Regions from separate parts of the Homo sapiens genome. Here region 1 is linked to region 2. A link is a contact called in ENCODE Hi-C or POLR2A ChIA-PET data. All regions are on one chromosome and are shown on one strand. The core of a region is the stretch at or near the end of the contact, and the rest is flanking DNA. Distances in the headings are between cores, read along the strand shown. Region 1 overlaps IQGAP2 (IQ motif containing GTPase activating protein 2). Region 2 holds the start of SV2C-AS2 (SV2C antisense RNA 2).

Evidence for each region. Hi-C counts contacts between places; a loop is a spot of excess contacts on that map. ChIA-PET counts read pairs that join two places held with the same protein, here RNA polymerase II (POLR2A). Pooled maps may share reads with other maps.
Region 1: a pooled map of right lobe of liver shows a loop between it and region 2 (2.1-fold over the local background). The contact joins the enhancer-like site here to the promoter of SV2C-AS2 in region 2. A Hi-C loop is called at or near these places in 1 of 50 pooled maps. POLR2A ChIA-PET finds 5 or more read pairs at or near these places in 3 of 52 experiments (OCI-LY7, activated CD4-positive, alpha-beta T cell and activated T-cell).

What each region holds. Positions count from the first base shown.
Region 1 is chr5:76,560,518-76,565,246 of GRCh38, reverse strand. IQGAP2 (IQ motif containing GTPase activating protein 2) reads right to left here. Exons shown (of 36, transcript NM_006633.5): 3 at 2,695-2,851. Among named protein-coding and RNA genes, the nearest start is that of F2RL2, 61 kb to the left of the region's middle. Within about 2 kb of position 3,091, at least 3 of the 41 ENCODE cell types and tissues checked have a DNase peak (open chromatin) inside an H3K27ac peak, as active enhancers do.
Region 2 is chr5:76,309,899-76,314,301 of GRCh38, reverse strand. SV2C-AS2 (SV2C antisense RNA 2) reads left to right here and starts at 2,673. Exons shown (of 4, transcript XR_001742750.2): 1 at 2,673-3,118. The region is part of intron 12 of SV2C (synaptic vesicle glycoprotein 2C); the gene reads right to left.

The DNA.
Region 1 (4,729 bases), core at 1,842-4,341, 250 kb before region 2:
GCTGGGTTATTGAGCGTTCCCTCGTGCTTCAACATCTTTGCCTTAGTCCCATGATTTAGCTCTCCTTGCAAAGGGCTATGTGACATGCTTCAGTCCTGAAGAACACAAGATCAGGAAGTTGCATTATCTATTTGCTAATATTTATCTCCTTTCATTTTCGTATGAGAGATGAAAAGGCGCTAAAATAAGATTTTATGATTACATGGCAAATCACTCAAAGTTTCCATCAAGAACACTAGGCACTTTCAGGGATTTAATAAAGAAAAAAACAAACCTCTTTTCTGTAGTCAATCCACAGAGGGGTCCTTTCCATTTGTCTTATGTTTTTTTCTTTTAGCTCAGCAAGGATGGGCTCCCACGCCACAGCTGGCCACGATCTCCCTCCTGCTGCACCTCCCTCCTTCCTGCTCCTCTCCCAGCATCACCTCTGTGCCACCCGGCCTTCCAGGGATCTGATGGGGCAGGGGTGGCCTCCCTCTTGTGATGTTTCACTTGGGGATGTATGTCATCACCTGCCTACGCCCCGCAAGTATTTTATTCCATAACCAGAAATTGCGAATATTATTTCCCCTGTCCCCATCCTAAAGAGAAGTTGCTATTCATTTAAATAATAGGATATCTGATGCCAGGAGGAGAAGGTACCTGTTTAAGTTGCCATGAGGCAACTGCCATGAGGGCCCTGAGCTGGTCAGGAAGGACACTCCTATATTCAAGGTATACAACATTCCAGGAAGAGAAAAGAACTAGCACACATACTGCTCTGAGGCTCACTTCCATGAAGGGCCCGTCTTCCCAGCCTGATTCTCACAGTTCATGAAAGCCAAAAGAAAATCTGTAATTCCCTTTCAGTGGAGCTGGAGCCTACCCCAACTACGCTTTAACTCTATCATCAAATCTACATACGTGTTGGTACTGACAGACCTAGATCTTGATTATAACCAAAATAAAAGCAATGAAAAAAAGACAAGCTGTAGTCTAAAATGTGGACTAATATTTATTTTGTGGAGAGAGGATACAGATGGTCTTTTTCTGGGCTTCTCTGAATTTCTAAAAACATTTCTCAAAAAATTTTTCTAAACTTCAATTTTAGCCGGCTAAATGATTGTTTTATTAAAGTCTTGTGGAAGATTATAATGAGCTGGAACTCTGGAGTGAAACTTCATGAACACAAATTTACTTTAATAAATGTAAACATTTTTATTTATAACATTATTCAAGGCAAAAACTTTTGCTCAGTGACCTTTTTGACCAGACTAGAAAAACAGACTCAAAATAAATTTGACAAGTAATCTTGTCTACTGTTAACCTTGAAGATTATTCAAACATTCTATCTGTATTTAATATACATATTTAAAGAATATATTTTGCCTAAAGAAGTGAAGGGTACTATGAATCATGCAATAAATGGGAAATCATTCCTTTTCCAACTATATGCAACATATTCCCTACAGCTGTAAGAGAAATAACTGTTCAGAATACTGGAAAATCTGCAGATAAAAAATATTGATATAAAGAACTGAATGCATTAAAAAAATAAAGATCAAGTTTCAAAGAAGCTTTAGAAACCTTGACCTGCAGCAGACAAGAGGTCACATATTGCAGAATAGAACACCAGACATTTAAAAAATCTGTTTTGAAGATACATTGCTAATGGAGGAGCCTTTTAGGTTGGCGTTTGCTTTTTCCTTTTCCTTCTGAATATATAATTTCAAATGTAAAAAAGTAGACAGAATAGTATAATGAACTCCTATGTACCCATCATTCAACTCAACAGTTATGAACTCATGGCCAGCTTTTTATCATCTGTCTACCTTCCCCTCAATTATTTTGAAACAAATCCTAGATCTATCACTTCATCTGTAAATACTTTGATATGTATCTCTAAAAAATCGGGATTTTTATTACTATAAAATTGATGTTTATTTTAATTTTGTTTTCTTCTCCCTCCTCCTTCTAAATTTAAATAACAGTGCGGTTTTTATTGTTGATCTTTCTTCTTCTTGCTATTATTATCTTAGAGACAGGGTCTCACTCTGTCACCCAGGCTGGAGGGCAGTGGTGTGATCATAGCTCACTGCAGCCTTGAACTCCTGGGCTCAAGCAATCCTCCTACCTTGGCCTCCAAAAGTGTTGGGATTATGGGCAAGAGCTACCACACTCAGCTGTTGTGATGTTTCTAAAAGGGCTACAATAGCTTTTTATTTTCTAATGCTTCCCAAATTAGCCCTGAAACAATTCTTAAAACTAGTTGTACACAAAGTGGTTAGTCGTATCTTGCTTTAAACATGAAATGGAAAAGAATTCTTGGCTGATCATTCGACCTTCCTACTTGTTTTATCACATTGGCCCTAACTCTTTAGGGCCACAAGTTCAAGTGAAAAAAGGAGTGGTAGCATGCCCCCACTTTTACCTTTACTGGCACTAATAAAGTCAAGAGTGACTTCCCTGAAGGAATAATTGGGGGAGGCATTGGGAAGCCCCATAAGTCAGAGGTCTCTTAGTGTCAGACCAGAAATAGAAACACTTTGCTTTTTAAAACTGCTGCTGCCTCAGGAATGCTATTAACAGGCTCCAAAGACATCCCCCAGCCCCCCAAATCCTTACAGAAACACTAAGAGTAAAAGAAGGGAGAGGATATGAAATACCAAACTTTCACTTTTAGCTGGAAGCCAAAACCAATTAGATCTTGGTTACCTTATAACGTGTTTGTTCCACATCATAGATCTTTTTCTCTGATACCATTTTCGGGGCAAAGAACTTGGCTAACTTTGCAAGGTAAACTCCATTCCGGAGCCCTTCTTCCAATTCAGTGGTTGGTGGCAATTCTTCAACTAAGCAAACTTCCATCCACCTAAAGAGATTAAAAAAAAAATATTAAAGTGATTCCAGTTGGGTAACTTTCTGCAAATGAAGGCATGCAGCATTTCGCTGTGTGTGTTGGAGACAAAGGAAGAAGGATCTGAAACATCTTTCGGTGTCACTGGTGGGAAGGGAAGACTTTCTGGGTGGAATGGGGATTTTGAACATGAGACGAACAGGGGGAATGAAAGCCCAGAAGCGCTGAGCTCACTCCCATGCCAGAGCTCGTCAACTTCACCTTTATCTGAGCCTCTGCCAAGTCTCTTTTGTGCCAAAGAAGGAAAAGGCCAAACCATTTTGTATAGGTGGAATTAGTCCTGCTGACATTAAAGAAAAAATAATTCCAAGTTTAGGAGCCCTTGGCAGAGGCAATTCTTATACGGTCTGTGCCTTAGGGAGTGCATAGTCCCAAGTACTATAAAATCTGCAGTTACCTCAGTCCAGGAATGACTACCAGGAAAGGTAGGAAGGCATGGAAAAGGGGCATTGGAATTAAGGAAGCAGACAAGGCTTCTTTAAATAACACAGACTCCTTTTTCCAATACCAGGAACTTATGACAACACACTTATCTTTTTTGGGAAGACACCGTACTTAATGGGTTCTGAAAAAAATATTTTAGACAAAGATCAGATTAAACCTTAAGATGTTGTGCCAGTATTGTAGAAAAGAGAACACCAAGGTCATTACTGGCTCAAGGACTTACAGTGGGAGAGGAGACAGGCCAGTTCACATGTCACAATGGTGTGCTGAGGATCTGCCAGAGTCATGAGGATACTCCTTTCTCAAGTAACTATTACCTACTGCAAGATTCAAGAACCCGGTGTGCAGTTCTCAGCAGGGAGCCCCCAGCCTCCCTGCCACCCAGCTACTGATCTACAAATCCAACTATTAGCGTGAGCACCATATCTATATAGACAGTCTCCCTAGAGGATCATTAACACAGTAGCCACTGATCCTGCCAACACTTAAACAGTAGAGCACCGTGCCCCAATATTAACAACTGATCCCAACCCAAGTTGCCAACACTGTAATATGTCTGAACTGCTTGTAGCTCTGAACAACAACTTGTAGAAGTTCAACAAGCCCCTAATAAGTGGTTATTACTGACCATTTATTAGGCACTATAAAATTGGAATCCAGTAGACCCCCCTTATCCAAGGTTTCACTTTCTGCAGTTTTAGTTACTTGAGGTCAACTAGTCTGAAAATATTAAATGGAAAGTTCCAGGAATACAAAATTCATGAGTTTTTAATTGCATATCGTTCTGAGTAGTGTGATGAAATCTCATGCTATCCCACTCCCATCCCTTCCTCATCACAAGAAGGGTAAGTGCAGTACAATAAGATATTTTGAGACAGAGGCAGAGTCCACATTCACAGAACTTTTATCATAGTATATTGTTATAATTGTTCTGTTTTATTATTAGTTACTGTTGTTAATCTCTTTCTATTCCTAGTTTATAAATTAAACCTGAGCATAGGTATGTATCTATATGCAAAAACAGTCTATTCAAGGTTTGGTGCTATCTTCAGTCTCAGGCATCGACTGAGGGTCTTTGAACATATTTCCAACGGATGGGAGGGGAATAGTATATATGATAAAAATATAAACATAAGCCTTGCCTTCAAAGAGCATTAAATATAATTAAGAAGGCAACACAATTCTAAGGAAAAGCCAGAGAACCATATGAGAGGCTATGATGTGCAATGCTACATGGTAGGATATAATCAGAAAAAGTTTGGGAGTAAAGGGGAATAATTGGGTTATCACTGCAGCAATCAAGGAAAACATTAAAAAGGTGGTAGAACCTGGACTTGGCCTTGAAGAATGGAGTACAGTAAGTCCTCACCTACTTGGGAACTATGAATT
Region 2 (4,403 bases), core at 1,424-3,923:
TGAAGACCAGTGCTCCCTCCCTTACACTGGCCCAAATGCTCACTCTGGAAAGCTGGGAGGCTGGACCCCATACGGGGAGGAAAACTATCATCCATAGCCAAATTAATTCTCAAATGCATATTTCATTCATTCATTCATTCATTCACCTAGAGTTATGGCAGTAAATAAGGAAGACAATGTCTTGCCCTCAAGGAGCTAACATTCTAGTGAGTTAAACAAGTACACATGCAACCTAACATCCTCTCATCATAAGGTCTGGGTGATAATTTCCTTTAAGTACTTCAGTATAAACAATATGATTGATAGATAAATTGTCTCTAATGCATACCCATATAATTTAAAGCACATTAATCAAGAATCAACAGGCCAGAGATGGTTACTTAGTGCTTTAAAGATCATTTTAGAAATCTGCATGAGAAGGTTTGTTAATGACCACGGAGATGATTTTTTCACTGATGATGTGAGTGCTGTTCTGTATAAGCAATGATTGGAAAGAATGTTCTGCCCTTAGCCTAATGAACATACAAGCGTCCTCCAAGCCCTGCAGCCTCAAGTTGGTGAAATGGTACTCCTGGTCTAGACTCCAGATTCTAGAGCCCCCTTATCCTGCACCCCACAATTAAAGGGGCATTCCCTTGTTTAGCTGGCCCACAAGTCTGGTGGCCCTGCTGTCAGCATATCAAGCACATGGCCCTTTCATGCAAGGGCTTGCTCAGTACCCAAGGACAGCGAGATGGACTTCCTTGGAGCTCAAAAACAAACTTTGTGACTGTTTTTGTGCTAGTACACTTGGCAGGATTTGCTTCCATTGTAATATATTGCCTGATGGCAAGGTTGTGGGAGCAGGAAGCATATATTCCCCACCCCCTTCACCCTCTACTTCTAACTACCAGAGACAAAATGAATCTGACTTTTGCTGGATAGCCAAAGCATAAACATATATAATATAATGATAAGGCGTATAAGGAAAAATCAAGCAGAGCAGAGGGCCAGGGATGGAGTGGATTACATAGGTTGGTTAGTCGCGATAGCTGAAAGATTCCTCTGTACCAAAATCTTCACAAATAAGTGAGATATTTATCTTTATATTAGACGTAGAATGTATTCAAGAAAGAATGAATGAAATTGCCATTACAGAATACCAGATGACGACAGTGAAGAGAATTCTAGAGCTAGAAAGGCCCTGAGATGCTATTTATTTCATACTCCTCATTTAAATCTCAAACAATCCAGGCCCAGCTAGGCTGAGTGGTGTCCCTGAGGTCGCACAGCTGGTCAGTAAGAGATCCAAGATGACAGACCTTCGGAACTGAAGAATGGGGAGGAAACAAGAGAACTCTGTCAAAACAAGGACAGTCCTAAGGGAAGGGCTTGGGTTGCTTAATTCTGGGAAAATGTTTTGATTTTAGCTCATCAAGGAAGAGACCAATCCCACTGCACTGGGTGATGGCAGCAGCTGCCCAGGACTCTCAGGGATCGGCAGGTGTGAACAATCAGATCCTCAAATCCTTTCTGACCTCATGTCTGAAACTGTGCATGCATAAGGGGGCATAAGGGGGAAAGAAAAGGGAAGAAGGTAGGCAGAGAAAGGCAGGAACATGCGGCCAAACGACACCATGAGACAGGCTTGCCTGGCCCTGGGAGTCTGTGCAGAGTTGCAGGACGGCCCTGAGAGCGTGGGCTGCATCTCACAAGGTGTGCGCTCCTGGCCCCGAGCGCCACGGAGGAGGGGTAAAGATGGCCCCTAATGGCTGGGCACGCTGGCTCATGTCTGTAATCCCAGCACGTTGGGAGGCCGAGGCAGGCAGATCACTTGAGGTCAGGAGTTCGAGACCAGCCTGGCCAACACGGTGAAACCCCGTCTCTATTAAAAATACAAAAATTAGCTGGGAGTGGTGGAAGGCACCTATAATCCCAGTTACTCAGGAGGCCGAGGCAGGAGAATTGCTTGAATCTGGGAAGCAGAGATTGCAGTGAGTGGAGATTGCGTCACTGCACTCCAGCCTGGGTGACAGAGTGAGACCCTGTCCCCCCCCCCAAAAAAAAAAAGTGGCCCCTGAGCCATAAGCACACAGGAAATGTGAGCAGGGGACTTGGCCACAGCCACATAGTGGCAGCAGAAAGTTAACACCTGGACGCAGAGAAACATAAAGGCCAAAACCTAGAACTGGAATGAGCTGGAACAGGCCTACACCGCGGGAGCTACATTTATGACTTTTGAGAGATTTACAACTTTCACAAAGCAGGGAGAGAAAAGTAGGGACCCTGATGGATGGAAAAAATCCATTTCAACCTGTCATTACATATACTTTCATTTTGAAGACTTCAAGAGATGAGGGAAAATTGACTTATTTTTCCCAGTTAGGGTATTGAGGGAAGCTGACCAGCACAGACTAAACCCAAAAAATGAAATGCATCTTCTGTTGGTGTTCTCAGTTCTACCGCAAAGAGGGTTGAAAGTAATTTTGCTGGTGGCAGGGACTGGGGACGGAGAAATGAGGGAAAAGGAAGCTCCCCCACACCAGTATGTTAGATGGTTGGGGCTCCTTTCAGATTTACGGCAAGCTGGAAAATCCATTCTATGTCTGGCTCATGTCACATTCATATTTCATGTCTATTAGAAGAATCTCATGCCACATCAATTGTTTGTGATCTACATTACATATAATAGGCTCTCTGCTTATCTTTGACACAGGTGAGGGGCTGATGTAGAAACTGTTAAAAGACTATACAATGACTTGTATATTCAATAATGGCTCAAACTTCAAAGGTCTATCATTTTGCCCTGCTCTTCATTTCTTTCCTCATAATGCTTCTCAAAGCAATCTTGTCTTTCCAGCCTCACAATCAAGGACAAATTCCTGAATGCAACATTTGCTTTTCCGTCTTCCCGCTTCACCTCACTCATCCCTGCAGAAGTACAAGTATTCCTGGCTTCTTCAAGTCTACGCCTAAGAATTAAGAGCCTTGGGGAGAAGGGCACTGCATCGACCACTGCATCTCAATCATTGTGGCAGACGTACCACAGCACTGGGAAGCTGGCCTTGGCAAGAATCTCAGGCTATTACTACAGAGTTGGGAAGAAGGTTTAGGATCAAGATAGAGGTGACTGACCAAGGTGAGTGCATGAGCAGAGAGGTGCCTTCAACTTCCACTGCAGACAGTTCTGATATCTTGCCTCTACCTGAGGTGAGTTCTAGCCCTGGGCAAGTCAGTCCAATGAATGTCATTGAGAACCAGCTGCAAACTACTACTGCCCTACTGACCTAAGCACAGAGGTTATAGGGAAGTCTAACTTGCAAAGCCTTCTCTCAATGTCATACACCATTTTTGAAGATCAAGACATCTTAATACTTTGACCACTTGCTTCCAGGCTAGTTTTTTTGTATTCCACTCTGCCAGCCTGAGTTTCTAGCTCACTGAACTCTTGTCTCCTGGCCTGGTATCCTAACTCTGGTGTCTGTTATTTCTTAGTCCAGATCTGTGTTACCTCTGGATTTTCTTACGTTGATGGATTTACCCCCAGACTCCAACTCTTGCCTCTCAGACATGTTATTTCTATGGAGGCCTTTGTTTTCTGTTTCCTTTGACTTGAACTATTCCAGGTCTCTCTCTTAGACATATTTTCAGAATCTAACCACTTTCTCACCACCTCCATTGGCACCATTACCTCTTGCCACATTTCTTGCTGTGGACTTCATAAGTCAGTTCATGTCACTCATCTGCCCCCAAACCCCACATTGGATTTCATTTTACTCAGCAAGAAGACCAAAGCCCTTTTATTGTCCACTCTGACCCCATGGCTTCTTACCCTCTACCTTGGTCATTCTGCTCCAGCCAGACAAGCTTTGCCTCTCTTCCAACTGGTCTCTCACACTCCCACCTCAGGACCTTTGCACCTGCTGTTGCCTCTGCTGTGAATACACTCTCTCCAGATGTCTGCCTGGGTCTTTGCTCAAATGTCAGCTTTACAGTCACATCCCCCTAGACCATTCTATTTACAGTTGTAACTCTCCTTACCCCAGCATTCTCTATGCTCCACGTAGCTTTATTTTTCTCTACAGCACTTAGCACCATCCAATATACTACATCTACTTTACTTATCTGTTTGTTGGACTGTCTTCCTCAAACTATTATAGAATATAAGCTCTATCAAGGCAAAGCTTTCTGTCTGTTTTGTTCACTGCTGTCTCCCAATGACTAAAATAGTTCCTGGCACAGGATATGCATTCCATAATCATTTTTTTTTTTTGAATGAAATAGTGAATGACCTCTCTATCCCCAGCTCAGGTATCTTTCTGGCATCCAAACAAAAATATTCAAATGCCAATCGGACAGCCCCAGGTTGATGTAAAAACTCAACATGTCCAAAATGGAACTTATTACCTTCTTGACCACAGCCC